Regions from separate parts of the Homo sapiens genome. Here region 2 is linked to region 1. Evidence: chromatin loops called from intact Hi-C (ENCODE). Cell type or tissue: PC-9. All regions are shown on one strand. Links, peaks and the distances in the headings refer to the core of each region. The heading gives the core; the rest is flanking DNA. Region 1 overlaps LINC02889 (long intergenic non-protein coding RNA 2889). Region 2 has its middle 9.1 kb from the start of AGR3.

The links. Peaks named below come from ENCODE experiments on the same cell type or tissue, not always from the same donor. Only the 100,000 strongest peaks of a DNase experiment are listed, where the experiment ranks them.
Region 2: it touches region 1 in a loop (3-fold over the local background); 3 of 110 quality-filtered maps call a loop at or near these places.

Annotation. Positions count from the first base shown.
Region 1 is chr7:17,530,392-17,535,781 of GRCh38, reverse strand. The region is part of intron 1 of LINC02889 (long intergenic non-protein coding RNA 2889); the gene reads left to right. Among named protein-coding and RNA genes, the nearest start is that of LINC02889, 26 kb to the left of the region's middle. In PC-9, for the core only: no CTCF peak of the experiment used is centred there; a DNase peak (open chromatin) is centred at 2,571; H3K27ac peaks cover 1,458 bases.
Region 2 is chr7:16,888,423-16,893,812 of GRCh38, reverse strand. It overlaps the pseudogene LOC100131425. Among named protein-coding and RNA genes, the nearest start is that of AGR3, 9.1 kb to the right of the region's middle. RefSeq lists a silencer at 2,154-2,448. In PC-9, for the core only: a CTCF peak has its summit at 2,291; DNase peaks (open chromatin) are centred at 1,742 and 2,272.

The DNA.
Region 1 (5,390 bases), core at 191-5,190:
AGCAGCATTTTATACATGGATTATAAATTATATTTTACTGTAAAAAGCAAAAGGACAGCACAAATCTGATCCTGATTTGCAACATTTCCTATTAATTGCTTACACAAGATACGTATTTCAGTACTTTTCCAGTCCATTTCAGAGTTTCTTCTGGAGAAAAACATTTCCATGTTTAAGGTGCCATCATTATCTGTGAATTAGGGACTAAAATTAACTGCATTGAAAGCCAGTGCTGTCATATTTGTGATTTTAAAACAACTGAAGTATGAGATTTTCCTCCTTTAAAATCTTTCTTCCAAATAAATTATTTTAATGACTATGGGCATGTTTCCTATATAAAATGTGCCTGGCCCATGGAAGTGTTTAATAAACTTCTGTGAATGAAATGAATACGACATTTTTTATTTGAGAATTCCTGCTATGTATTGTATCTGATGCCACAATTTCAAAGGCATAACTTGACATTCTGTAGTTTCCGGAAAAATATTTTTGTAATTCCAACAGCTACTCGTGACAACACCTGCAGTACCTGGGTGGTGGGGCTGAGGTTGTGAGACCCTGCCTGTTAAGGCATTTCAAACCAGTATTGAGGCTATATGTAGGACTTGGACATAGTCCTGGTACAAATTATTTCCCTCCAAACCAAAAGAGTATATAAATTCAAACATGTTCAAATTGATTTATGTGCCTGATATTTTAAAAAATGAATATTTCAAACTCTTAAAACTGTCCATTGTGTTTCATTTTTGAGGAATGAGCCTTTAACACTAGCAAAGATGTTTCCTTAAACATGTCAAATCTCATTCTATATAACAGTATCAGATGAAAAGGGACTTATATTTTATTCATTTAGCAATGTGTCTGCCATTTTCTGAGGTGTGTGGGCGGGGGGTGGCTTGTGGGAAAGATAGAGTGTTGACCAGTGGTGATTTCAATTCCTAGAAATGAAAATGTTGCTAGCTTTGGAGACAAAACCATCTTGGATTAGAGACAATCACCAGGATTGACACTATTTACACAAATGTAGTCAGGCACCCACCATCAACCTACCCAAAATCTAAAATCTGTGAGGTAATATTCTGTCTGAATGCGGATGCTAGGTCCTGGTATATTATATTTCCAGTTCAATAATGTGAATTGGAGGTGAAGGTAGTTTGACTGTGATTTGAATAACAAGAATAAATAAGTGATTTCCTGGAAAGAAGAGATTGCATTGGATTGCAATGAAAAGAAAATTATTTCAGATGGATTAAGCAATACTTTGGGGAATACACTGTAGCCACCTTTGACAAGGCGAGCTTCTTCTACTTAATCTTCCAGTTCTTCAGCTGTATGTAACATGATAGGCAATCTATTATTTTGTTCAATCTTTGGTTTTTCATAATAACATCGTCACCTGTTTTTCTTAATGATTTTCCTCTTGTTTTTGTTTCTAGTATCTGCTGTATGAGAACATTTTATATGCTTACTCTCAAATTTTATTTTTGATTTAATAATTCTGCTTTTTCCAATAAACACCTTTTATGGTTTGAATAGTTTCCCTTCCAAAACTCATGCTGAAATTTAATCTCCAATATAGTGGTGATTACCTCACCTCCAACTGAGAGATGAGGTCTTTGGGAGGTAATTGGATCATGAGGTCTTGGCCCTCCTGAATGGATTAGTGGATTAATGGGTAGTGGGTTTTAATGGGTTATCATGGGAATGGAACTGGTGGCTTCACAAGAGAAAAAGAGCCCTGAGATAGCACACTCGGCCCCCTCACCATGCGATGCCCTGTGTGGCCTTGGGATTCCTCAGAAAATGCCCACCAGCAAGAAGGTTCTCACCAGATATGGCCCCTTGACCTTGGATTTTTCAGGTAAGGAATAACTAAGAAATAAATTCATTTTCTGTATAAATTACCCAGTTTTTCATATGCTAAGCAACAGAAAATGAAGTAATACAACATATTTTTTTCTTTTAATGATTATACCCCTAAGATGCTGTATTGCAGCTCCCTTTAAGCTCATGTTACCCAAGGCACGATAGTTGCTTAGACAGTAATATGTGTGAGGATGACCCTCTTGATGAGTTTAGTTGGTTTAGAGATGTTGGTAGTGATTTTTCCCTAGAGGTGCCTTTTAAGAAGACCGTTGGGATGGAGTAAAGGACAGAGTGGGAGGATGGGAGAAGGACATGCTCAGGAATGGACAGATTTGCTTATTCCTGTTGTTAACTCTTCACCTTCCAGCCAGGCCAGAATTGTGCTCCAGGTATATTCAGCCACCTTCAGTGGGCACTGGATGGGCCCTGGCTTTCCTGTCTTGTGGTGGTGATATGTAAGGCAATGATGTGCTCAGAGGGATGCAGGAGAGAGAAAAGGACACACAAAAATCGCTCTACCCCATCCACTGTGTCTTTGAATCTGGAGGGTTGCCTGAGTCATAGTGGAAGAAGCTGGAAAGATGGGAGACAGGCGAACAAGAAAGCAGTAGCTATTGGGTGACTCAGGAGTGTGGTCAGTCCTTGTGTATGGCAAAGAACAAGGAAGGAGATATTTGTGCAACAAATATCACCACTTCCTGGTCCTTCCTATCAATAAATCAGTTCTTGAAAGCACTCCCTCCCTATTCTTGTATTCATGACTCTTACCTGAACAACCTAATTCACCCTGCCAGGGACAAAAAACAATTCAAGAAACCTTTTCTTGGATCCTTGCCTTCATTGTGCCATGGTCCACAGGAGGTTGTATAATTTATTAGTGGGCCTTTTGTGTTTCATCATTTATGTCCCTGTCTGATGAGTAACCCATTTTATTTTTTAGGCAGCTGATGTGGCAGTTGCATCAACAAGCAGCTATAAAAACTAAGCATCTGTAAATCCTTTTGATAAATATTTGTGAAGTTTCAGAATCCTCATGTCTGATCAGTGTAAATCAGCAAGCAAGACAGTCTCCTAGGAAAGCCATTTGGAGACACAGTAGTGCGTTCTGACCATGGGAACTTCCTCATGAGGGTCAGGGATAAGAAACTCATGAGGTCTTCAGCAAAGATAAATTAGCCTTCACAGAAGCAGATGCTTCAGACTACTGATACTAAATTTTACTGGGTCAAACATTGAAAACCTCGCTTCTGAGCAAGGAGAAGTTGGAGGATCAAAAGTCAGGTTGAAGGGGGCAAAATAAGAGTCCATAGAAGACGTCCCTGCAGTTTGCCGTCCTCATTGAACAGAGGCAAAATTCTACATGATGTGGAAGAAAATTTTAAATGGGGTTTATGTAAATTTGCAACTATAAATAAGCAAGGTAAATAGACTTTAATATAGATATACCCTTTATGATATTTTCCTGAATTTTGAACATGGACAAAAAAATCCTCCCCCCCGCAATATATTTTTCACTTGAGCAATGCCTAATATTACCTGCTTTGTTCACTAAAAAGATATTAGAAAGTAAAATCCCAACTGGATCAACAACCTAATGGGCTAGACTCCGCAGTATAAAATTAGAAAATAGCTTCATTTTTCTCCTACCACTTTTGCAAACCTCTCTGTTAGATATTCCTTCCTTTTTCCTCATGATATTTTATGGTCACTTTCAGTTTCATTTTTTTCAGGTATTAAAAGCGCAGTCTGGTCTAAACTAAACTTGTGATATCAAGTTTAAAGCTTTTCCCTTTCTTTTGGGCCTGACCTAGAAGGTTGGGCAAGAGGTGTGGTGAGTCTCTCCTCTCTTTCTTGTTCCATATCCTTCTGACATGAAAGATGTCATGGTGGTGATGTGCCTCTGGATCTTCCAGGGCTAGATGGGACAGAGGATTAAGACCTATTAAGACCTAGAAGGCAAAAAGAGTCTCATGTACTTAGCTGGTACTGTTTGTAGAGCTTACTTGGCTGTCATGGGCTCTCTGTCATGGCAGGCTCTTTCTTTAATAGGGCACTATCGTGGGTTTCCTGGTCATTTCCTTGCTGCAGGAGTTGCACTTTCTGGTGAACCCATTTCCTTCTGCTCTTTTTGCCTGTTGTTGTTATACCTGCCACCCCACAGTTTGACTTGCACTGGGATCACTCAGATGTGCGAACAGCTTGTCTGAGTGAACTTCTTTCAAGGTTACTCAATCCCAGTGGTCTTCTATAGTCTTCCAACACTGGGAATCCGGGCCACTTTTGAGGAGTTCATCATTTTATCTAATTGTTACATCTTGGAACAGGTTCAGCTTCTATAGCCCAGGAAGTATGATGGTAGCAGGGGGGCGTGTGTGAGAGAGATTTTGGTGAGAGAGACTTCAGCAGTTTCTGCTCATCCAGTCATGGCCTGTAAAAGGCAACATTTATGCTGGTGGAATGAGGCATAGGCCAGCTGAAGACATTTACATTGTTGTAGTTCAGCATCAAACCCAAATAGCCAAATGAAAATTTCTCAACATTTGAAGATGACTTTTGGAGACAAACTGATGTATTTTAAGACTCAAATGAATCTGAGATGATGTCCACTAACTACCATTCAGAATCCACACAGGGGTTCCTGACTGGACCAATGAGAGTGTTTTGGTTACAAAGGAGGGTTGAGAATGTTTTTATCTGAATGTGCCTGTAGGTGTCACCAAAGTAAATGACTCCTTTACCCTTGGTTTGATAACGGGGGCAAAAAAGTAGAGTAAAAAAATGATATTTTGTAAAGCCTACAGGGGTAAAAAAGTAAAGTAAAAAATGATATTTTGTAAAGTCTGTCTATGTTGTTACATTGACACCACAGAATAGCAGCAACAAGGTCATTCACAGTAAAGTCTGCAAATTCTCCTTCGATTTTGCAATTACGATTTATCTAAGACGATGAAAGTATACTTGGCAAGGGAACAGTCTTCAGTGTATAGCAAGCAAGGAAAACTCCTTTCTCCTCCCCAACAGACACGCCTCCTTCAAGACAGGAGAAGTTTCTTCTTTACCTGATTCTAGTCACTCATTAGACACACTGTCTTTAGGCAAGGAATACTGATGCCTCATGAAAGAAAAAAAATTACATGGGCATTGGTAGTTAAAGAAGAAAAAAAGTGAAGACAACATTTAAAAAAATGATTGGGAAACATTCAATTCCAAAAGTATTTAAATTTTTTTCCTCTGTACTTTTTTTTTTTAAACTATAAATTTTGATTCTTTAGAAAAAAATCAGAAAAGATTTTTTCTTTAGAAAAAAAATCCTTCCTTTTAAGGAAGGAAAATCCACTGCAAAATGATCAGCTAGAAACTCTTATCTCTGAGCTTTCACAGCCAGGGAGGGTAGGTGATGTTACCCAGAAAGTACTTGGACTTGGCACTTGTATTTCAGTACTGTGAAGGATGTTTCCAGCTGGGCTCACATTCTGTACGTCAGTCTTCTCACCAAGAGGCTAAAACAGCATTTCATCACAGAA
Region 2 (5,390 bases), core at 127-5,126, 640 kb after region 1:
GTTCTGACTCAATAAGCCACATAGTTTGAGGTCTTAATTTGGTCTATGAGACCTTGGATCCTGACTTCTGAAACAGTAGCATTGTTAGAAGCTATCATGGCATCATGGTAATTTCTCATCTTGACAAGACTACAATCTAACTATACACTGTGAAATTCAAAGATGTACAATGGAATCAACCTTAAGAATTGGAATTTTTAAGACATTTGAACAAAAAAAAATACATGTAACAATGAAATAGAGAGAAAACCCCTAAGTAAAAGTGGCCAAACAATGAGAAATAGTGGAATTAAAAGAAAGTAATTTCACATAATAGTAGAAAAATACAGTTCATCGTGACATCAATATGTCTCTGGTATTGGTGAGACAAGGTCCCCAATCATGATGATAATCAGTGATTGTTACAGTTATAGTGCCAAATATTAATAACATGTTCATATTTTTAAATTGTATGCTCCATTCACACTTTTGTCAGTGAACACTTGGCATAATTAAAACAGCGTGGCACAGACACATTGAGATATACATAGGTAGTAGTCCTCTTTCTTTCCATTATAAAAACAGCAGTTTTAATGCATGCAAAGATTAATATAACCCAGATAATTTAGCTGTAAGTTTCGTTCTGAATCACCAAGAAAATGGTACAAGTATTCAGAAGAACAGCTTAAATAATTACAGTAAATTCAAAACATTACCAAAATCACTGGTCTGAAATCAGTCATAGGTCCGTTTCTTCTCAATGAGAATAATCTACAGAAAACAAAAATATCAATCAAGTATCAAATAAGAATTAGGTAACTACTATGGGCTCAGTAATCTAAGCACTGCATACGATGTGAAAACACCTTGAACATGAAAACTGCCTGCTCTTAGGCCCTTGAAATCCAGTCTTTCTTCTTCAACAAATCTACATGAAACAGTTTACATATATTGCAAACTGGTGCATTAATTCTCATGTAGAGCAAAGGAAAAAAATCAGGACACTTTAAAACAAACTTTGTCACCAATACTGAGAACCCCACTCCTATCCCCAGTATCAGTCTACTAATTCCTGGGATCACCAAGGTAATGTAGTTATGTTAGACACGAGTCTGCCTTTCTGAATCTTCTGAGCTGTATCTGCCTCTTGATGCCCATCAGAATCAAGGCCTTCATCACAGCTTGAAAAAAGAAGATGTAGACATGTAAAGACCAAGCTTCTCTCTGCATATTTCATAAAATTTCCCTCCATGTGGGACCTTCCCATCACTAAAGCAATGTAAAAATTAGCAGCCCAGACCATTATCAAGAGGGTAATGAGAATGAACTTTGATACTTGTACTTGGAACCTAAACCAGAGATCTTGTGGGCTCTTGATAAGCCAAGTTATATATACACAGGCTGATATTCAACCAATAGATACTGGTACAGTCATCCCAGTTATTAATATGTCAAAGTACTTCCCTCAGGAGTTGATAAATAGGTACTGCAGCAGTTGTTCCCCATCAGGTCCTCCCTACACCCATATGGAGCACCCTTATTTTCCCCTGGAAGCCCTAGCCATCGCTAGATTTAATTCATTGGTACCTATGCTGCATCAATTGTTAGATATTCTGAATCTATTCCAATAGTGTGTGCCAGTTCACACACATAAAAAGATATATTTAATATAATATCCCTTGGGAGGATGGACTTTTCAGTTCACCCAGTTGCCTAGCAATAAATGGAAACATTAGTTGGGTCCCCTGCCCTCCAGCTGTTTGTAGATATTTTGCTTAAGTAAACAAATGTGACTGTACCTGGTAATTCTACTCTTAACACACAAATACCAGTAACCTGGGGTTCTTCACATCTTTAAGCAAAGAAACTTTGGAAACACCTGATAAAGTTTATAATTGAAGAATATTTGAAAGACAACTTAAGCTTTAAGCATTAAGCTCATTAGAAGAACTAGACTTAGTGATCTGGTCCAGTAAAATTCTCGTTTAGAACCTATTAGGAATATTCTGCACTGAAAATCCTTGGGGGCCTCTATCAGTTCTATTATCTATTAGGGGAAGAAATACCAAGATGTGCAAAGTGGTTAGGAGTTGTTCCTAGTCAATGTCTTAGGAAAATGAATGCAGCTGTCATACATATATTAAAATTCTCCTTTTTCCCCATGGCAAGGTGGATAGGCAAATCATATCACAAGTTCTTATCCAGGAACTTTGCACCACAATCTAAACATGTCTCTTTCCTCTACCATGTTCAAGTTTCACTTCACTGCTAGGTTGCCCGCTCTGCTTTCCTTTGATTGTAGTGACATCTAATGTCAGAGTCAGAGAGTAGCTCAGCTCAGCTCCTGTTCAGTTTCCAAATTGACTCTTCAGGTTGTAAACCCACCTCCTCGGCAGACAGACAGCTCACTAGGATAATTTGTTGGGCCAAGTAAAACATGAACAAAACTGAATTAAACTTGTTTAAATTGAAATGCAATTAGTACTTGAATCATGAATTTTCAAAACTGGCTCCTTCTCCTCTTGAGAGAAGTCTACCCTCTAAAAAATCATGTTTTGGGAAAATACCTAATACATCAGTCCATCTTATTGCTAAGAGAGTTTTCTCACTAGTTCCTGGGCTTAGTGGGCTCACTTGAATAATAGTTATATAATAAATAAGAGAAGCTAATATTTATTGGGAACTCATCAACTATCATTTTTTAAATACTCATTTATTTTCTCTTCCAAAAAAGGGAGCAACTTGACCTTTGTATTTGCTGTCTTATCTTCATTAACTACCAAAGAGCCTGCTCTAGGGTAGGCCCACATGTTTGGGAAGGTACTGCCTGCTTTCTGTCACTTTTCATGTTCTCTCACATTTCATCATTACAACACTTCTGTGCGATAAATATTATCAACATTTCTATTTGCATTAGTAATTTCTCTGTGGTCATGGTGGCTACTGAGCAGGATTGGAACCCAGACATCCTAGCCCCAGAATAGAAGGACCACTGGAGGCTGGATGCTCAGGGCAAATGGCCCCATGATCACTTCTCCTCGCATAACTAACAAGTCATGACAATTGTTAAGGCAATGACAACAATGTTAGAGGAAGTATCACAAAAGGTGGGATTGAAATCAGTGGTCACACTGTGAAGTAAGGTGTGAAAAGAAAATTCTCTTTTCGTGTTCATGCTTGACTAGAGAATCAATTCCTTGTCATGATCCCCTATGGGCCCACTCCTCCAGATGCCAGAACCTGTCTACTCTCCTTCTCTAGGACTCCCACTCTTAACTACTATGCATACTGACTTCCATAGTGGAAAGAACACAAAATTTGGGTTCAAATGATCTAAGTTTAAGACCAGGCTCTGCTACTTACTGTGAGTTTGGACAACTCACTCAACCTATGTTAGGTTCAATTTAAAGTGGAGTAAATGGTAGCATTCTATACAAGATGCCAAACTCAGCCCACATTCTTCTATTTTGAATATAGTAAGGAGACAATTATACCCACTTGGAAATGACAGATAGATGTACTTAGTCAAACTGAAAATTCAAGAAATCTCTCTAAGACAGCACAGACAGATGTGAGGACTGACATGCCCATAATCTAATACGTATAAAAGACAGCCTGCAGGGCTTAAGGGAAGGGACAGCACCTGCCTCCAAAAGGTTTGCAGTGGGGCCTGAAAATAAAGCTAAGTCATGCAATGATTTGTGGGAGAAATTGTTCATTCTGCTGGCATTTCCAGGAAGTACAATAAAACCTGGAGTCTTCATGCAGTGGGGAGCTACAAAGGCAACCACAGTGTAAACCTGACAAAGGTGCTGGCTTAGGAAATGAGGTCACTCTGGAGGTTTAATAGCTGGCTAAACCCCTTACAGAAGCATCTTATCATACAGATATAAAAACAAGATCTGTAGTCATAAACAAAACAATTTGAAGCTAGAAAAGAGGTTTCAAACTGAAAAGTGTGATTGCTAACTTTTTTACTGTAATGGGAACAATAAAGAATAAACTGACTACTACAAGGATCAAATCGGTTAAAAAAAAAAAAGAGAAATTCAGGCCTCTGTGGAGGCAGACTAAAGAGATGCAAATTATAAAGGACACATAGATAATAATGTCAGATTTCCAATACAGATGGTCTTACTACGGTTTGACTTATAATTTTAACTTTATAATGGTGCAAAAGCCATATGCATTTAGTGGAAATCATACTTTAAATTTTGAATTTTGATCTTTTTCCAGGCTAGTAATATGTAGTAGCAGACTCTCTTGTGCTGGGCAGAGGCAGCGAGCCCCAGCTCCCAGTCAGCCATGAGATCTGGAGGGTAAATCAATACTCTACAGTGCAGTGTGTTGCCAAACGATTTTACCCAGTTGAAGGCTAATGTAAGCGTTCTGAACACATTTAAGGTAGGCTAGGCTAAGCTACAATGTTCAGTAGTTTAGGTATATCAAATGCATTTTCAACTTGCAATATCTTCAACTTATAATGTGTTTATCAAGATGTAACTCCACCGTAAGTCAAGGAACATCTCAAATCTGGAAAACAAGTTTTACAGAAATAAAGAGTTGATCATAATGAAAATCAATAACCAGCTAGATGATAAGAAGAAACACTTCTAGAAACTGAACACAGCCTTGGGTGTTTATAATTAGACACATTTATTGAGTCTTAGGCAAAATTAAGAAGTAGCAATTTATATTTTATAATACCTTGATGAATTTTTTAACCAAAACACTTCTATTTTAGTCTTCGAAGAAACTCTTTTCTTCTTTTCCAAGATAATCATGATTAACTTACAAAAATGGGTATACATCTTCAAAACATTTCCCTTAATAGGAAACTTAGCTTTACAGGATCTAAACACTAAAAGGCAAAAAAAAAAAAAATCTATTTTCTTTTCATTACAAGACAAAACAGAATCCAGCATAAGTCAAGGAAACACATTCATACCTCAGGTCCTCCTCCTCCATGAACCAACATTATTATATTATTTCCGTTTAGCAAAATCTGATCTAATTTAGTATTCTTTCTTCTGGTGGGATTTCAAACTCAGTGATATCTTGCAGTACCATATTGACAAAGTTATCAAATCCTAGAAGAGTATCAACAATTTCCTTATCAGTTTTCATCACAATGAGAATTTTTGATTCTTACATTTGTCTACAAGCTCTAGCAGTAGCAGCTGTAAGGAGCTGGTACTAGTGTTAGCCGCCATAACTGTGATGGAAATGGCCTTGGTTAACATTTTTTTTTTTGGACAGAGTCTTGCTCTGTTGCCCAGGTTGGAATGCAGCGGTGCCATCTTGGCTCACTGCAACCTCCGTCTCCCAGATTCTAACGATTCTCCTGCCTCAGCCTCCTGAGTAGCTGGGATTACAGGTGTGCAACACCATGCCCAGCTAATTTTTGTATT